3 separate regions of the Homo sapiens genome follow, and regions 1 and 3 are each linked to region 2. The links are chromatin contacts, found by Hi-C or POLR2A ChIA-PET in ENCODE. All regions are on one chromosome and are shown on one strand. Each heading gives the region's core, a stretch centred on a gene start or an enhancer-like site at or near the end of the contact. The rest is flanking DNA. Distances are from core to core; before and after follow the strand shown.

What was found. Hi-C counts contacts between places; a loop is a spot of excess contacts on that map. ChIA-PET counts read pairs that join two places held with the same protein, here RNA polymerase II (POLR2A). Pooled maps may share reads with other maps.
Region 1: a loop to region 2 is called in a pooled map, with 5 times the contacts of the local background. The contact joins two enhancer-like sites. A Hi-C loop is called at or near these places in 1 of 37 single-sample maps with no recorded cell type and 2 of 50 pooled maps. POLR2A ChIA-PET finds 5 or more read pairs at or near these places in 1 of 52 experiments (Panc1).
Region 3: a map with no recorded cell type shows a loop between it and region 2 (8-fold over the local background). The contact joins two enhancer-like sites. A Hi-C loop is called at or near these places in 1 of 37 single-sample maps with no recorded cell type. POLR2A ChIA-PET finds 5 or more read pairs at or near these places in 1 of 52 experiments (HCT116).

Annotation. Positions count from the first base shown.
Region 1 is chr6:118,809,165-118,811,864 of GRCh38, reverse strand. No RefSeq gene overlaps it. Among named protein-coding and RNA genes, the nearest start is that of ASF1A, 84 kb to the left of the region's middle. Within about 2 kb of position 1,269, at least 7 of the 41 ENCODE cell types and tissues checked have a DNase peak (open chromatin) inside an H3K27ac peak, as active enhancers do.
Region 2 is chr6:118,186,466-118,189,224 of GRCh38, reverse strand. All of the region lies in intron 2 of SLC35F1 (solute carrier family 35 member F1), which reads right to left. Among named protein-coding and RNA genes, the nearest start is that of SLC35F1, 280 kb to the right of the region's middle. RefSeq lists a silencer at 862-1,075. Within about 2 kb of position 1,449, at least 5 of the 41 ENCODE cell types and tissues checked have a DNase peak (open chromatin) inside an H3K27ac peak, as active enhancers do.
Region 3 is chr6:117,441,146-117,443,845 of GRCh38, reverse strand. No RefSeq gene overlaps it. Among named protein-coding and RNA genes, the nearest start is that of ROS1, 17 kb to the right of the region's middle. Within about 2 kb of position 1,350, at least 3 of the 41 ENCODE cell types and tissues checked have a DNase peak (open chromatin) inside an H3K27ac peak, as active enhancers do.

The DNA of each region.
Region 1 (2,700 bases), core at 20-2,519, 620 kb before region 2:
TGTGTATCAAGGAAGCACATGGATTGTCTTGGGGGAATATGAACAGTCTCACAGGTCACATTTCTGTTCAATAAAGAGAGGTGTAAAAAATAACCTTTGGCCGGGTGCGGTGGCTCACACCTGTAATCCCTGCAGTTTGGGAAGCTGAGGTGGGTGGATCACTTGAGGTAAGGAGTTCAAGACCAGTCTGGCCAACATGGTGAAACCCCGTCTCTACTAAAAATACAAAAATTAGCTGGGTGTGGTGGTAGGCGCCTGTAATCCCAGCTACTCGGGAGGCTGAGGCAGGAGAATCACTTGAACCTGGGAGGCGGAGGTTGCAGTGAGCCAAGATCATGCCACTGCACTCCAGCCTGGGTGACAGAGTAAGACCCTGTCTCACAAACAAACAAACAAAAAACCTTTAATTCTGAATCAAGTTGCCAAAATATTTTGATTTCAGTCCCAGTGTACTTCTTGAAAACATTTTAATAATGTAAAATTATCTAAACACAATAAAAACTATACTTAATTTTATCTGTGAGAGGGCTAAACCAGAATTTAAATTCTATTGTAACTATATGAGATAATGGAATTTTCTGATACTGTAAAAGATTAATCTTCAGTGCATATGTAGTATTCTAAAATGTATAATAGGAATTTTATTGTAATTTTTGGTGTCTTATAGAAATATGAGCAAAACAAACATATTATTCTGATATCTTTAACTCTGTGGCTTAATGCAAATTTTAAACTTTTTTGAAGGTATACCAAAACATTAAACATTTATTCTTGGTTGACAAATTTTAATTCTAACAAACTTACACATTCTGTAGGCATACTTGATTTCTGTTCCTTCTCCATGTGCTAAACCTTCTGCTTAACGGGTGGAATGCTAGAGAAAATCCTAGGTTAACTCAGAGAGCTTGCCTTTAGCCAGTTCACAATATTTAGGAGTTCAGAAACTATCCAACCTTGAATTCTAGGTCACTAGAGACTTCCTGGGACCTGGTGAACCTTTCAGATGCAACTTACCAAACAACCAGTTTCCAAACCTATTAACATCACAATGTAGGAAGCTAAGCCAGTGCTTCTTCCTCAGTGTTCAAAACCATCCTCTGAGCTTGCTTTCCTTATTAACATTCAAGAAAGATAAAAGCGCCCTGGCTCACATTAGTACCCACTCCAATTGGGGTGTTCCTGTCAGTGTTCTGTCTTGCATGTGACATAGCCCCCCAGGTATACGGGGAGCCATTACCCACACACATCCTCTTCACTGTCACTCAGAGGACATGCACAGGAAGTGGTGGCAACCGCCCCTTATGACACACTCAGTAGTTCTTGTATCTGTTCCACTGCCACATCTCTTCCTTAAAGGCTTGAAAATGCATCTAAGGGTAATATTTGTAATAAAAGTGAACTTGACAGATATTAAACTAAATTTTAAAAAATTGTGTCTGTGAATAGTCCGGTGCAAGATACAGTTTAAGGGAGGAAATGGGATATACATACTGGGCCAGGACTTACCGAGAAATGAGTAATTTCTATATCTTGTGAATGCAAATTATTTTTAGGCCACTCTTCTTTATGTTTAGTTGGAATTGCAATTCCTTGGTAGAGGTGAACCGACAGAAAGCAAGCATTTGTATCAGGTGTGTTTTTATGTGGGAACAAACTTGGTTTAACTTACAGTTTTCATGATAAGCAAAACCAATGCTGGAATATTGCTTACTATTTTGAGATCTAACTTTTTCAGTGCTCAATAATACATAGAGTGCGAGGTGGGCAGATTACTTGAGGTCAGGAGTTCAACACCAGCCTGGCCAATATAGTGAAACCCCGCCTCTACTAAAAATACAATAATTAGTGGGGTGAGGTGGTACGCTTCTGTAGACCCAGCTACTTGGGAGGCTGAGGCAGGAAAATCGCTTGAACCCGGTAGGTGGAGGTTGCACTGAGCTGAGATTGTGTCACCGCTCTCCAGCCTGGATGACAGAGTGAGACTCCGTCTCAAATTTAAAAAAAAAAACAACATAGACTGGGTAATAGAACAAAACTAAGAACAAGGCAAATTGGGTTCTAGAACTAGCCAACAGTGTGGCTTCGCCGTCTTCAGCGGTCTTGTCCATAAAGGCTGAGGATCAGGCCTATCTATTACATATTGCTGAGTTACAGAAAAGGAAACCCTCAGAAGCTAGCTGAAATAAAGGCAAGTTTGCTGTAGGGATACAGCAGGGAGTCTCATTAAGGACAGGCAACAAAGTCTCACCAGGCCACATGGGCCCAGAACTGGAAAGTCAGGACTGAAACTGTTCCCTCAGCCTCTCCTGGATCCTCAAGGTCCCGTGTTGTTGCCTCTCTCAATGAGTGTGCTCCAGTTTCCTGTTCCTCCCAGCAGCCCCACGTTCTGTGCTCACTCAAGGCTTATCTGCTCCAGCTACCCTCTGGCTTTTGAACTACTTTGGGGCCTGGCTCCAGCTGTGACTTTCTCTGACCTTGCCAGATGATGCCCTACCTACATCTTTCTGATTCAAGCTTTTTAGTTCAGATTCTTGGTGGGTTCATCTTGGCTTGAAAGGGAGTAGAGGATGAGGAGAGTGGCCACCTGGTATAGACACAGCTGCTTGAGCTCTGGGTGGAGACAGTCTCAGAGAGTGTGGGGTGGGAGGCAGTGATTGGCCAGTCTACCGCATCTCTATCTCCCTGGAGCTTTTGGTTTAA
Region 2 (2,759 bases), core at 200-2,699:
AAGAATGTAAGTTGGACTGGGCATGGTGGCTTATGCCTATAATCTCAGTACTCTAGGAGGCCGAGGCAGGAGGATTGCGAGTCCAGGAGTTCAAGACTAACCTGAACAACATGGTGAGATTCCCTCTCTACAAAAAAATTTAAAAACTAGCCAGGCATGGTGGTTCACACCTGTAGTCCCAGCTACTTGAGAGGTTGAGGTGGGAGGATTGCTCGAGCCCAGGAGGTCGAGGCTGCAGTCAGCCATGACTGCACCACTGCACTCCAGCCTGAGTGAGAGTAAGACTCTGTCTCAAAAAACAAACAAACAAAAATGTCAATCAGTGCAGGTTATGAAACTTCCTCAAAAAAGTAAGAAATAAAACTATCATATGACCGAGAAATGCCTTTTCTGGGTATATACCCAAAGGAAATGAAATCAGTATGTTGAAGAGATATCTGTACTCTCTTGTTCATCAAAGCACAATAGCCAAGATATGGAAACAACGTAAGTGTCTGTTAATGAATGAAAGGATAAAGAAAATGTGGTGTATATATACAATGAGATATTATTCAGCCTTAAAAGATCTTGTTTTTCTTTTTCTTTAAGAAACATGATACTGAATTACCAATGCACTGTCCAATAAGTTTAAGGGATTTCAACCAGAAGTATAGTTTTTCCTTTTTTTTTTTTTTGAAATGGAGTTTTGCTCTTGTTGCCCAGGCTGGAGTACAACGGCACGGTCTTGGCTCACCGCAACCTCTGCCTCCCAGGTTCAAGTGATTCTCCTGCCTCAGCCTCCCGAGTAGCTGGGATTACAGGTGCATGCCACCACGCTCAGCTACTTTTTGTATTTTTAGTAGAGACGGGGTTTCACCATGTTGGCCAGGCTTGTCTCGAACGCCTGTCTTCGGGTGATCCACCCGCCTCCACCTCCTAAAGTGCTGGGATTACAGGCGTGAGCCACCGTGCCTGGCCTAGTTTTTCCTATACTGTGATTTTCTTTCACTGAACTTTAGTAAATGAAGACAACTTGAAAGACAAAAGTATAACAAATGTAAAAGGAATTTTCTGAGAATCTGGAGTGCCACTACCAGGAAAAAGTGAATCATTTTGTCAGGAGGTCAGCTGGTGTCTGTGGCAGCAGACCTCCCCTTCAATCTGCGACTCTGTGTCAAGTTCTAAGTGACCCCATAGCATTATTGCTCAAGTTAAAGATAGTTACACATAATGAAGCAATCACATTCAGTATTAAGTTCTTTGGTAAGTGCTGACTGCTCAATGACTTGACAGAATATGAATTAAATGCTTTATGTAGTGGTCCCAGAGGAATTGGGCAATAGGAATTTATGCCATTATTTTTGAAACAACTCTGTGTCTGGCAAAAGCCAGAGACACCAGCCTAAGTTGACATCTTCCATGTGGCAATGGTGAATGATTTATATGCTAGGAGGAGTTTCCCCTTTGCTTGTAACAAAAACTATTTTTAACTCTCACAGTCAAGAGAATTTTGTTTTCTGGCTCAGGCACCTTTTAGATTAATATGCTTCCTAAAATTGAAATGACTCATTAGGATCTGTACTTTGAGTGGGCTGGAGTCTTGGTTCATACATCTCTCAGAAAGTCATTTCATCTTGAAGCTTTGGGAGAAGTCCCTCCAGCCACCCACGCGCTGGATAACTAGGGGAAAACTGATTAAGGGCTGTCAAGGAAAAAACAGAGCAAAGTGTACATTCCATTATCATTGAAGAAGTCTTGTCATGACCAAAAGGTGAAACAGTGCAGGAAAAAATTCAACTTCTTTTTGTTGTTTCACTTTCACTTATCTGCTCAGAGAACTATTTTCATGAGTTGGTTACAATTTTCAGGCCTCTTTTTTCTTACATCTGAGGGAAGGGGGCTTGGCATTAACTGGAACATTTGTCAGTCTCGGCAAAGATGGTGAGGGAGAAAGAAATAGAAATAAAAACAAGCTCTCAAAATGTGAGTGCTCCATTTGACAGAGAAGCAATTTCAGCATTGGCATTTTGGGGAAGAAGGGAGAAGAGAGGTAACATTCACATGCCTGCCTAGTGCAGGCTGTTGTTACATACATTATCTCATTTCAGATTTTGAGTCAGTGACAGAGAGCATGGGGTAGTGAACAAATCACAACTTGTACACATTACAAGAAAATGAGATCTCTCCAGAATAAAGGTCCAGAGAGATAGAATGAGATAGAGAGATAGAATGAGAGACAGTTGGGCATGAGTAATTGGATTGATATGGGAAAACAGAGGAATCTCTGGAAGGGCTGGGAGTCTATAGAAAATTTATGACTACATCAGCTTTAGAAGATAACCCAAAACCCTGGGAAGCTGGCTTTGGTTCAAGTTGTCTAGGAAACTTATCTTAAGTCCTTAACAGTTCATCAGACAGGAAAAGCTGTACCTTGATTTGCATTGTGGGGTTCTCTGAGTTCACCATTTCCCTGGGGATGGATCATTTATGGCCTCATTTAGAGACTGTGGACTACAGGTCCTATTCACTTTTATATCTCTAGCACCTAGCTTGGTATCTAGCAAATAAAAGCAGCTCAGTCAATGCTTACTGAATGAATGCCATGAATGTTGAACCACTATGTATTTGTTATTTGAAAATTGGGCAGACCCAATCCCAGTAAACTTAGTCAAAATGAAATACTTATATTATCTTAGGAATAGTTTAAAAAACTAAAGATTGGGAAGGGAGGAGGAAGACAGTGATTTAGTACAAAAGGAGTAAATGCTTTTGCCATGCAG
Region 3 (2,700 bases), core at 101-2,600, 750 kb after region 2:
ACAATTTTAGTTCCCCAAAAACCAAAGCTTAGCATACTAACCAAGACCTACTCAGTCTTAGATCTCTGTTTTAGTAACTCCTTTGAAATATAGGCAGTAGATCTCATGTATTCTGGGAATAACCTAATACAATGTAAATTAAATAAAATTAAAAACATTTTATTTAACCCAATGTATCAAAATATCATTAAATATGTAATCGATATTAACAATTGAGATAGCTTACACTTACAGGGTGTCCCAATTCGTACTAGCAACCTGTCAAATGCTTAGCTGCCACATGTGACTAGTGGCTACCCTACTGGACAGTGCAGCTGTAGAAGGTTAAAAATTGAAGAGAAAGATTAGAAACCAGATTATAGGAAGAGAACAAGAGATGTGCCAGTGACTCTAGGAATCTAAGCTTATTATTAAATATTTATTTAAGAAGTGTTATTATTACGATGGATAATAATAGACTTAAAATATTGCCATTACCCCTGAAAGCTTTATTCACATTCCAAAACCGAGAGATGTTTAGTTATAGCAACCCTTAGAATGCAATTTCCTGTAGTTCGGGGATTGTTTCTCCTCTGTGTTTGATCATTGGTTTTTGTTTTTATTTTTTGTGGTGGTAGGGGTTATTCTAAACTTCGAAGTCATAGTTATACATAAAATAAATTTCCTCCTTAAAAGGAGCAGGACCATTCGAATGAGATATTCCAGCCTCCTAAAAAGAAAAGAATACTAATGACTCATTTAAAACATCATCTGGCTAATAGCAGCTTAATATTAAGGTTAAGGTTATGAACTTTAGGGTCACATAAACTTAGGTTTCATTTCCAATTCTGCTACCTCCTATCTGTGTGTACCTGAGAAACTTTTTAAACCTCTTTGTGCTTCAGTTTTCTCAACTGTAAATGGATATGCTAACAATTATTTTATTGAGTCTTAAGAGAATGGAACAAGATAATGCTTATAAACCATTCTCCAGTGAGTAGTAAATACTCATTAAGTTAAGAGAACATGCCTCATGTCTGTTTCAAAATGGCTATGATTCTGTGTCAAAGGCAGAAGCAATCAGAACCATTTTGAATTACATGTATATTTCAAAACAAGGGAATTAAACTTTGATACATTATGTAAAAATTTAAATAGCTGATATGGTTTGTCTGTGTCCGCACAGCCAAATCTCATCTTGAATTCCCATGTGTTGTGGGAGGCACCTGGTGGGAGGTAATTGAATCATGGGGGCGGGTCTTTCCCATGCTGTTCTCATGATAGCGCATAAGTCTCATGAGATCTGATGGTTTTGAAAAGGGGGAGTTTCCCTGCCCAAACTCTCTTTTTGCCTGCTGCCATCCGTGTAAGATGTGACTTGGTCCTCCTTGCCTTCCGCCATGATTGTGAGGTCTCCCCAGCCACGTGGAACTGTAAGTCCATTAAACCTCTTTTTCTTCCCGGTTTCAGGTATGTCTTTATCAGCAGCATGAAAACATACTAATACAATAGCATATCTTCAAAATTCCTACGGCAGACTCTCTTTTCCTTAATAATGACCTTTTAAATAGGAATCTTGAAAGAAGCTCCCAAAGCAGTTTACTTCCCACTCACTAGGCAGGCAATGGGCACACAAGCCTGCTTTCTTGATGATACTGCAGATCTGCACTGAGGTCCACTCTCTAGACTCTTTCCTATTAATGTTCTGGTGCCTGTGGTTTGCACTAACCTGCTTTCGAAGCCAAGTCTTTGAGAGTAAAGTAAATATTGTATTGTTATATGTTGGAGGAATTTTGCAACCATTTTGCATTGTGAAATTTTGTATCAAAGGGTACAATTGAAAACTTTGTCTGAAATGTATGTTGCAATATTTGCAAATGCAGACTAGGTGATTGAAGAAAGAAATGAGGATCTTTGCTAAGTCTGAAGGCATGGTTTCCTACTCCTTCATCTTCTATGAGTTTAAATAGTACTTCTATCATTACGATAGAACTTCTAAAATGAGACACTTTATGCTTACTTGTGATCTTTAAGTGGTCAGAGTGCTCTCATTGAAAGTATGTGAGAAATGCTGATAAACTTTTTCATTAAATATAAATAGCTACAAAAATTTGTGTAGATGTTTTTAATTTGTGAGCAGATAACCTCGTTGACTTAGGAAAGACTAATTCATGGTTTTAATTAAAATCATAAACTTAATATCTCACTAATAATTAACAAAATTGTGTAAGGGGTAAGTAATGTTATTATATTTAAAATAGCAGCCTGCACACCTAGCCCTCAATCCCTACAAGCCTGTCCTTTTTTCTCTTTAATACTTTTCACCAAATAATAACTTACATGTTTTACTTGCTTATGTCTGCCCTGTCCTCCCCCAGCCCTACCCAGATGAGGACAGGGATTTTTATCTGTTTAGTTCACTGTTGTCTTCACAGTGCCTTGCAGTCTTTGGCAAATAGCAGGCAATAAATAACTGTTGAATCTTTATGTGACAAATCATTATGACTAATTTACCCTCTAACTTGAACAACATGAACTTCTAAAATTACAAAATTTTAAAACATGTGAGGTAATTTATTAGGAATTTCCCAAGTGGCGGGTACCAACATTTTGAGGTTGAATCAGTTATTACCTCCATTTACAGATGAGAAAATTGAGGCAGACAGAACTTAAGTAACTCCTGTGGTCACTTAGCTTATAAGTGGTGACATCAGGGTTGGA